Regions from separate parts of the Mus musculus genome. Here regions 1 and 3 are each linked to region 2. Evidence: chromatin contacts called from ENCODE Hi-C or POLR2A ChIA-PET data. All regions are on one chromosome and are shown on one strand. The core of a region is the stretch at or near the end of the contact, and the rest is flanking DNA. Distances in the headings are between cores, read along the strand shown.

Region 1 (3,295 bases), core at 463-2,962, 52 kb before region 2:
ACAATAGGGACGTGTGAGCCAGAGAAGTCCTTGCCTCCTCCAAGTTGCTTTTGGTCCGTGCTTTATCGCAGCAGCCGGGAACCAAGCGAGGACATCAAGTTCATGTTGATGTCTTATAAATCAAGAAAAGCATTACAACATGATAATAAAGTATCATCTTTATACCCATGTGGGTAGAAACATAACTTTATTGTTGTTCTAGAGCCCTCATGTGGGCTGTCTGTGCGTGTGCTCCACCTCAGAGCTATAAGATGGGGAAGGCACTACCCGCGGCAAAAATAAATAAATAAATTTAAAAATGGAGGACCATAAAGTCTGAATGTGGCCCTACTCTTGAGGTCAAGGTTGTTCCCCTCTGTAATCTTATCTAATAAAAATAAATTAAATAAAATAAAGTTAAAAAAAGAAGAAGGAAAAGGAGAAGAAGAAGAAGATAGTTAGCATAATTGTCCAAAGATACTGTAAGGGTAGACAGCATCTCATTTCCAGATGGGACAATGGAGGTCTAGAAAGGGGATCTGGTTTTATTTGGCAGTGGAACCAATCCAAAATGAGGGTGTGTGTATTTCCTCAGTTTCCTACTGCCTTTGGATACCAGCTTTTTTTTTTTTTTTTTTTTTTCTTTTCGAGACAGGCTTTCTCTGTATAGCCCTGGCTGTCCTGGAACTCACTCTGTAGACCAGGCTGGCCTCAAACTCAGAAATCTGCCTGCCTCTGCCTCCCCAGTGCTGGGATTAAAGGCGTGAACCACCACTGTCTTTCTTGTCCCAGTTCCCCCCACCCCCTTGGCATTTTAAAGTGAAGGACACCGGATCTCATCATCCTTAGAAGATATTGAACAGAAGTGGTTTATCCCCAGTCGCACTCCTTTATCTTCTGGGGGCGGGGTGTGTGTGTGTTTGAGAGAGAGAGAGAGAGAGAGAGAGAGATGGGGTGGTGGTGGGAGGGGACAGGTCCGTGGAGTCAGGAACTCATCCCAGGGGGAGGAAAGTAGGAGAACCGTGTTGCCAGCCCTACCTTCTCTTGCAACCAGCTGTGGATGGAGCCTTCTTTAAAACAGAAAAGCTGCTGTCAAACTTGGGGTTTCTGACTGGACATGGTGGTGCACTCTTATCTCAGCACCTGGGAGGCAGAGGGGTAGGTGGATCTCCGTGACAGTAAAATCCTGTCTTGGAAAAACAAAAACAACAACAAAAATAGGTGGTGCGGGAAGATGGGTATCCTGCCCACCTTGGAATTTAAAATTCAACCTTAAAATTAAATAGTATTAATCTTCTAGACTCAACTTCCCCTCTGGGTGGGTTCTTTATAAGAAACAAAAAAAACTTCCACGGACCTGTTTCCCTCGTCTTTAAAATGGGCAGACACGGCTGACGCTGGTAAGCGTCCAAACCACCCGCGCGGGGCCGCGTCAGGACCCTATCCTGGGGCCAATTTCATGACACCCTGTGTGCTCCCGCACCTAAAGCCTTTAGAGCTCCGGCGCCGCGCGCGCGTGGGCACGGATGCGCGAGGGAACGCTCGGGTCCCACAGCCTGGAGGTCGTACTCGCCCCCGCCTCCCACGCGCGGACTACAGGGCCCACGCGGAGGGCGGGCCGAGCCGGAGCCTTTGTGTTCAAATCAACCAATGGGCGGCGGCAGAGGGCGGGGCGGGCCGGCTGGGCCCGGCCAATGACTTGTGGGCTGTCAGCGTTGATTGACAGGCGCACACATACACACTCGGCCACGCGCGCACCGCCCTGCCCCACTCGCGCAGCGCGGTCCTCTGCCGGCCGCATTGTCCGCTCACCGACCCCGCGCCGTCCCGCGTCTCCGCTCCGCGCGCGTTTCAGCCCCAGCCCCGGGCCCGGCCCGGCCCAGTGCGCGGCGCCGCCCGGGGGACTCCGACGCGGGAAGAACCACGCAAGGTAAAGAAGGGATTGGGCCCGCCTCCCCACGGCCCCGCGCCCGCCTGACCCGGGTCGCCGTCCGGCCAAAGCGCGGGCCTGCGCCTCCCTGTCCGGCCAGGCCGGGCCACTCCAGCCCCTGCGCGACGCACGCCCCGGGACACTCGCGGGCCGGCGCCCTGACGCATCGCGGTCACGGGGAGGGCGCTGTCCCCAGGCGGGACTTCCCCAGCAGCCTCCGGGGAGGAGGGCAGCCAAGACCCAGCCGCCCCAAACCGGACCAGGGCTGTGCCACAGGCCGAGTCCTGGCACTGGAAGTTCTCAGCCTGCGCCACCGCTGCCTGTCACAGTTATGGGGTACGGGGGAGGGCCCTTTTAGCTCAGTTCCAAAACAGCCAAACCCAACCAAAACAAAACAAAGCCAGCGCGCTCCGGGGTGTGACTTAGAGCCAGGACAGAGGGTGAGCGCCTGGAGCACTTTTTTGTGTCCCAGGGGAAATGGAGTGGAAATGTCACGTATAATATTCCCCAGGATAGGGGAATCTTCGGGACCAAGGCTCTGCAGTAGGAAAGTATGTTTTATTTGAGGGTTTTGTAACTAATGGCGGGATGGAGGAGTGTCTATCTCAGCGGCTCCCCACGGTAGACCTTTGTCATCTTGTGTAATCTGGATGGCCGCTGTGGCAAACTATTTTGTGACAACAGGATGAATATGAAAGATAAAGATAAGGTCCACACCGCTCTGGGAGTGCTGGGAGGTGGCACACGGGGCAGTGTTCGGTGCCCCACCTCTCCACCTACTCAGAACGTTTAGATTCTTGCAACAGCGGCGTGGGCACTGTATAAACATGTTACACTCTTTTCCCCCCTGGCAAAGGCTTCATGTGCTACAGCGGGGCAGGGGTTAAGAGGTGGAGCATATGGGCATCTGGAGCTGTCAGGTGGGGGTGGCAGTCATGGGGGGAACTACCTTATAAGGACTGGAATACAACCCAGGACCAAGGCAACTTCCTGCTTTGGCTACTACCACTTGGTCCCTTTACCAACACCAGTCGAAGAGAGTGAGAGATGCCAGATGGGCATCCCACCTGGGAAGATGCCAGTTAGCCCAGACAGGAGGCTACTTGTCTTTCTAGCTGGATGAACCTGACCTTCTGGTTTCTGTGGTCTGGGTTTGGGTGTTTCCCACCATGCGAGGTCACTATCCACCAGGAATAGCAGAAACAATACTAAGTCACAAGTACCAGGAACTCATTTTGGATGGGTTTGGGATCTAAAGTTTTGTAATCCTGCTAGCCCAGGCTCGGTGAGATTCCTGGGTTGATATTCTGAGATTTGAAGCTGGGTCCCGTGCCTGAAAGATTTGTTTATCTTCACTTGTTGTTTTCACCTTGGTCTTCTTATCAG
Region 2 (3,157 bases), core at 556-3,055:
CAGTTGGGAATTGCTTACTTAGGTTGGGGGCAAAGGTTCTTTCCAGTTTAGAGCCAAGTTTTATGTAGCATTGCCATCATGAGATGTCACATTTTCAAAGCACCATAAAATCTCCCATCCAAGTAGTAATCAGACCCGAGCCTGCTTAGCTTCCGAGATCAGACGAGATCAGGCTCGTTCAGCATAGTATGACCACAGACATCAAAGCTCCATAAAATCTCTATTGTAATTATCCTACAAAGCGCAGGGGGTGGGGCTGCTCTATCTTCCACCAGCTGCTTTTTAATCCTCACAGGGAATCATCATCTATCTAGTGCAAACATTTAGTGAGTCTCTGATATGCATCTGGGACTATAATGGGTCTTAACATTCTCTTCTAATTTTTTTATTTTTTTTAATTTGCGAGACAGGGCTTCTCTGTGTAGCCCTGGCTGTCCTGGAACTCACTCTGTAGACCAGGCTGGCCTCGAACTCAGAAATCCACCTGCCTCTGCCTCCCAAGTGCTGGGATTAAAGGCACGCACCACCACTGCCCAGCTCTCTTCTAATTTTTGCAACACATCTGCATTTTCTTGATGAGATGCTGGAGAAGTGAGAGGTTAAGAAAGTTTCCTAAGGTCACAGACCCTTTTAATGGCAACAGTTGGAAGGGAAGCCCAGTCCCTCCCTTGGCATCAGTTTCTTTAGTGATGTTTGACACTTTCTAAACACCAGTAACATCTTATAGTTACTTTCTTATTTTCCACAATGCCAAGTAAGTGGTGAGATCTTCATTTCTGCCTACCTTCTCAACACCGCAGAAGATGCTACTTAAAGATGCCCTTCCATATTGCATGAATACAAGAGGTGGCTCCACTCGTAAGTGGCAAGGCTGAGGGTCATGCCTATTTTTTTTTTTAATTATAACAAGGCAGGGTGTGGGAAGGCGACGAGTGCCACGGTGTACGAATCAGTTCTCTCCTTCACTAGGTGAGTCCTGGGGATCGAACTGAGGTTGTCAAACTTAGGAGGCAAGCCCCTTTACCTGCTGAGCCATCTTGTCGGTCCCATCTTTTTATTTTATTTGGGTGGACACGGAAAGAGGACGCTCCTCGGACATCATTCTCGCCGACTGAGCAACTACTTTCTGTTTACTTTCCAGAGACCAGGAAGAGAAACGGCTGCCACCCCTTAGACTGGCTACCTGTCTTCGTGAGTATCCCGCCCCCTGCCCAAGCCACCTTGACACTTGGTCCTCCGGGATGCTCCTAGAAGAGGAAGACCCTGCGTCTCAGGGACCCCCCTCCTGGGGAGGGCGGGCTGATCCACACGGGGACAGGGACACAGGGCGCGCGGCCCGAGTCGGGAACCCCGTTCCACGTGGCGGAGCCAAGTGGCAGCGATCGAGGCGGGAGCGGGAAGCGCGGGAGGCCGGGTGGACGCTGCCCGGTGCGGAGAGTGGGCCCGGGCCCGGCAGGTTCGGGAGAGCGGCAGGTGGGCGGGCTGCATCCCTTCAGCGCTCCCGTGAGCCGTGCCACTGGACAGCCGGCTGCCCGCCGTCGCCTCGGAGACCGTCCGGCCCCTCCGCGTACCCCTGGCCCCGCCGCCGCCTCCCGGGCCTACCTTGCTGGTGAGGTCCAGCTCCGGCTCGCCGTTGAGCGCCTCGCCGTCCTCGCTGCAGTCAGAATCGAAGCCGCCATGGAGTCGGGCCGCGGCCGCGGCGGCCCGAGCCGCCCCCGGAGAGCTAGGCTCGGGGGCGAACATCGAGGCCGGCACCGGCGAGTCGACCGGGGAGCGACTCCGCTCCGCCGCCATCTTTAAGAACTTAAGCTAATTCGCAGCCGGCCGCCCGCCCTCCCTCCCTGGCTCATTTAACTAATTTATGCTCGGCCCCGCCCCTTCTTGTTAGAATAATTTATGCGCGGCTTCCCCGCCTCCCGAGACTGTCACGTATCTCTAGCGGAGACACAGAAGACCCAGTCTCTCATTTACCAATCGTCGCAGCTCTCTCAAATACTTTAATGAATAATTAATGAGACCAAAACCCTAACAACAAACGTCGTAGTGGTCGGGAGCCTTGGTCCCACCTCTAGTGGGGCCAACACAGCGTGCACGCTACCTGCCTGGATCCTTCCCGCCAACGGGAGCGAAGCAGAGGTTTGACTGACTTGACAACAATCCAATGAAAAGAGGCATCCATTCTTTACTCCCCACCTCACTTTCCAGAGGCGGGGCCAGCCTCCAAATCATACTGCAAAACAGTCCCGCCTGGAGCCTCTCAAAATGATGGACAAGGGCGGGACCCAATCTTGTCCTCCCTAAGTCCCGCGCGTCTGGCCGCCGCATACCCAGATAGTAAACTGTGAAATGAGCCTGGCACTCCGAATGATTGAAGGCAGTTGCTGCAACACTGTGTCCGGCGTGCTGGCATGCGCAAGGCAATTTTTATAGTAGAATCGATGCTATGTATTCCAGGAGTGGTAATATTACAGCCGCCAGACCAAGACAATTAATTAAATGCTGACCTCAGGGAGTTCCATTCATGACTCCTCGGAGAGCAACTGAGTGAACAGAAAGATGTTGACAGCCCAAACTCTAGCGTAAATCCCCTCACGTTTTTGGTGAACAGCTGAGCCACAGGTCTAGGATCTGTCAAGGTAGTTTCTTGTGGCTTATTTTTCAGTTGCCACTTGTGGAAAGTCCCAGTCCAAAAAAAAAAAAAAAAACCCGCCGTTCGTGTACCTGAAATTCCCGTTTCAAATGTCTGAAAAATTTAGACTATTAGGTGAGTTCTGTTTTTTACCAAGATCTAATTATGCTGGCTGGACCTGGCCACTCCTCCTGGTAATAGATTAAAAAAAAGAGCAGCCGCCTGAGGAAGTACGAGAAATTTAGGGATTGGACCACAGGATGTATATAGTAAGTAAGGAAAAGGGTACAATATAGCCGTCACCTAATTCGGGGAGAGTCTTGTCCTCATTTTTAACGTACTACCAAGTCTGTGAGCAGATGCTGCTGGAAACCTGACCTTAATGGTTTTTTACTGAGATTTGTTTTTATTTTGTATGAATGGTGTGTGTGTGTGTGTGTGTGTGTGTGTGTGTGTGTGTATGTCTGTGTGCCACCTTTGTGCAGGGCCTGTAGAGTCTAAATGGGGCACCGGAACCCTTTTGGACTA
Region 3 (3,248 bases), core at 418-2,917, 34 kb before region 2:
CCTACCCTGCCTTACTTCAGGGTATAGGGTGGAGATGACCCTCTCCTGTCAGTGACACAGATGGCAGCATCCAGAGCTTTCTGATCAGGGGCTCCGCCGAAGTGAGTTTTATTAAGGAAGGGTTGTGACAAGGAAGTGACTGCGAAGGGTGTTCAAGATGATCAATGTGCAGAGAGCTAGGGCCTCAGGGAGGGCACATGGGTGTCAGATGTCCTAGTCCTCTTAGAGGCAGATTCTGGAGCTAGGAATATAGGTCAGTTCATTTTAATTCATTTTGTTTAACTTTATTTTGTGTGTATGTGTATTTTGCTGGTATATATGTCTGTGTGTCATCTGTGTACTGGTGTCCTAAGAGGCCAGAAGAGGGCTTTGGATCCCTTAGAACCAGAGTGACAGACAATTACAAGTTGCCCCATGTGAATGCCAGGAATTGAACCTGGATTACATGGAAGAGCAGCCAGTGCTCTTAACTGAGCCAGGTCTTCAGTCCTATAACACGATAGCTTTAAGCAGAGCATACAGGCTAGACACTTGAGAAAAAAGCAAACAAGCTTCCTATGACCATTCTATGCACTGATAATGCTAACCATGACTGGGGATGAATTCTTAGATGAACTACAATTCACATATGGCCCAAGGGCTGCCTCACTGAGGGTGGTGACCCTTAGGAACCCCAAAGTCCCCAAGGGCCTTTGGCCTGGAAACTCTGTTCCAGGAAACAGAAACTTTAGAAATTCAGCTTTTTGTTTTTGTCATGAGCTCCGGGGCAGGAGACCTCTGGCTGCTGGACTGGTTCCCTGCCCCACCCCTTCTGTTGCTGAGGTGTTAAAGCACTCTGTGACTCTGAACCCCCTCTCTTCTCCCTAGGCCTCTAAGATGGCCACATACCAAGTTGTGGAGCTTCGGATCCTGACCAACTGGGGCCACCCTGAGTACACGTGTATCTACCGCTTCCGGGTGCACGGAGAGCCTGCCCACTAGTCTTCTGAGATCTTGGGCCTGTTGCTAGCCACGTGGGAAGCTCATCTTTCCCAGCATCTACCCTGCTCTGAAAATAGGTGCCCAGCACCCCACCGCTGCCTGCACATGCTTCTTAGCGCTGACTTCCAGGAGCAAGAGTGAAGAGGCAGCACGTAGAACTCCCTGCATAAGCCAAGCCACCAGGCTCCTATGCCTCTCTTAGTCTTCCCCCTAGAGCTAGGCGCCTACCAGGTGTATATATGTAGCATACTTTGGGGGACTGCGATCAGAAGTGAGGTGGAGGGACTGGCACCGGTTAACTCCTGGTAGGTGCCAAAGCCATGGGCATACCAAGCCAGAGCCCCAGGGATAAGCTGGGGGGTCTTGTGGCCTTTAGGACAGTGCTTAGCACTGTGCAGCTGGGACTGTCCCTGGCAAGTGCCTGGTAAAGGACACCGAGGCTGCTGAGCTCTTCCAGCATGGAGGGTACCATGGCCCGTAGGAGCCTGGGGTTCCTAGCAAACGGGAGGAAACCAGCTCCTGTGTGCCTCTGACGACTGTTGTCTGTGCCAACCTAAGAGATTCCCAGTGCTGGGACCACTGCTTTTTTTCCTGATGTGGGGTGAGGGTCTATTCTGTTTCCCATTCCTGCTGCATCCTGCCTGTGCCCCACAGCAAGCTTTCCACCCCCCAGGGAGGACCCAGCCCTGGCTTTGGGGCTATTCTGCAGGGTTGTCTAGAGGAGTGGGGAGATGACTTTGGGGGTTCTCCTGATTCAGTGCCAATAGCCACAGTGTGGCTCAAGATACAGGTAGAGGGGCTACACTAGCCCACCCCATTTAGAGTGGTCCTGTCTACTCTACAGCAACTCTCTTGGGCTCTCAGCTCTTGCTTACACTGCTTCCTTTCTGGCCTCTATGGTGGCAGTTAGATGGGGGCTGGGAGAGAGGGAGGGAGGGAGGGAGGGAGGGAAGGAGGGAGGGAGACATTAACTTGTGTGGAGAGGAGGAAGAGGCTTTTAGACTCAACGGCTGGCCCTGCTGTATTATATATAGAATTCTCAAGGTCTGTTTTTTGTTGTTTTGTTTTTGTTTTTAACTGAAAAAGCCACAGGCTTGATTTCTAGCCCCATTCTGAGGGGCACCAGCTGTTACCCAGTTTCTAGTTCCTGGCTCTTGAGGGGCTTGGTCCTGCCTGCTCTATGGAAGGGGCCAAGAGGAGCTGCAAGGCAGCCCGGTTAGTGTTCGGGTGAAATGGCAAGTTGTACAGCCCCCTCGGGCTTGTTTTGTGCTCTCCTGTCACAAATGCTGCACTGTTGATTCTTTCAAAACAAAACGAAACAAACCTCTCCAGTCTCTAATTTATGCCTATGCAAAAAATAAAGGATGCCCAGGATCATTGGAGTGTGCTTTTTTCTGGTTGTCACAGAGCAACTCAGCTGCTCTTGGGGGATACAAGGGACTGAATTCTTAGCCAAATCACAGTACCTAAAGACTTAGTCCTAATGCTCAGAGACCCAGGCCTTTGTTTAAAAACCATTGGACAAACTTGGAACCCCAGCTAAGGTCCACTCCAGTGTTTTCTGGATTTGAGGGCTGCCAGGAGGAAATGAGATGGCTTTAGGAGCTATCAAGAACACCTCTGTGGAGGAGGAGAAGGAGGACAATGAGGAGGGGGAGAAGGGGAGGGGAGGAAGAGGAGGGCTTTCCTGTCTGCCTAAACTCAGGCAGAGGGCCTCAGGCTGATGGATCTGCCAGGTCCTGGGGGAAACACCCTGATGATGGTTGCCTAGGTTCAGCCCAGGTGATGCTTCACCAAGCTTGAGGCGACTCCTACTGGCCACAGCAAGCATCTTGCTCAAAGCTGGCCCTTGCCATGGCTGAGAAAATAAAAGCAGGAACTGGTCAGCAGTGAGGAAAGGGCACTGGCTAGAGTACAAGGTGGCCCAGAGCTTGGTCCAGAGCCCAGGGACACTAGATCTGTACTCTAAGGGCACAAAACATAAAACAGATATCAGGGGAAGGAGGAGCCCTAGCAAATAGCCCGGTAACTTGTCACATACCACCAGGGCTCAGTGCCTCTGCCCCCTGCCCTGGGTCTCTCAGAGGCTGAGTTTCATGCCATTATCTCCCTAACTCTCCCCGAACGCAACCAAATACACACCTGTACCAGGGGCACAGGCCCCAATGAGCCTGAGCAGTGCTGTACGTGATGTGAGGACCTGGCCACCTCCATCCCACCCCACCCTGCAGCCTCAGTTCTAGAAAAGATGTTGTACACACAAGCTG

Evidence for each region. A loop is a pair of places that touch in the nucleus more often than their neighbours do. ChIA-PET counts read pairs that join two places held with the same protein, here RNA polymerase II (POLR2A).
Region 1: a map of heart shows a loop between it and region 2 (5-fold over the local background). The contact joins the promoter of Sun2 here to the promoter of Gtpbp1 in region 2. A Hi-C loop is called at or near these places in 8 of 37 maps with a recorded cell type or tissue (adrenal gland, gastrocnemius, heart and 1 more). POLR2A ChIA-PET finds 5 or more read pairs at or near these places in 3 of 5 experiments (Patski and embryonic stem cell).
Region 3: a map of heart shows a loop between it and region 2 (3-fold over the local background). The contact joins the enhancer-like site here to the promoter of Gtpbp1 in region 2. A Hi-C loop is called at or near these places in 5 of 37 maps with a recorded cell type or tissue (heart and mature B cell). POLR2A ChIA-PET finds 5 or more read pairs at or near these places in 3 of 5 experiments (Patski and embryonic stem cell).

What each region holds. Positions count from the first base shown.
Region 1 is chr15:79,740,953-79,744,247 of GRCm38, reverse strand. It overlaps Sun2 (Sad1 and UNC84 domain containing 2), which reads left to right and starts at 1,712. Exons shown (of 18, transcript NM_001205345.1): 1 at 1,712-1,909. Gm16576 (predicted gene 16576) reads right to left here and starts at 1,550. Exons shown (of 4, transcript NR_045069.1): 1 at 1,337-1,550; 2 at 1,018-1,165.
Region 2 is chr15:79,689,544-79,692,700 of GRCm38, reverse strand. Gtpbp1 (GTP binding protein 1) reads right to left here and starts at 1,805. Exons shown (of 12, transcript NM_013818.2): 1 at 1,603-1,805. The coding sequence starts at 1,794.
Region 3 is chr15:79,723,180-79,726,427 of GRCm38, reverse strand. It overlaps Sun2 (Sad1 and UNC84 domain containing 2), which reads left to right. Exons shown (of 18, transcript NM_001205345.1): 18 at 868-2,360. The coding sequence ends at 981. Among named protein-coding and RNA genes, the nearest start is that of Sun2, 18 kb to the left of the region's middle. Within about 2 kb of position 1,667, at least 1 of the 3 ENCODE cell types and tissues checked has a DNase peak (open chromatin) inside an H3K27ac peak, as active enhancers do.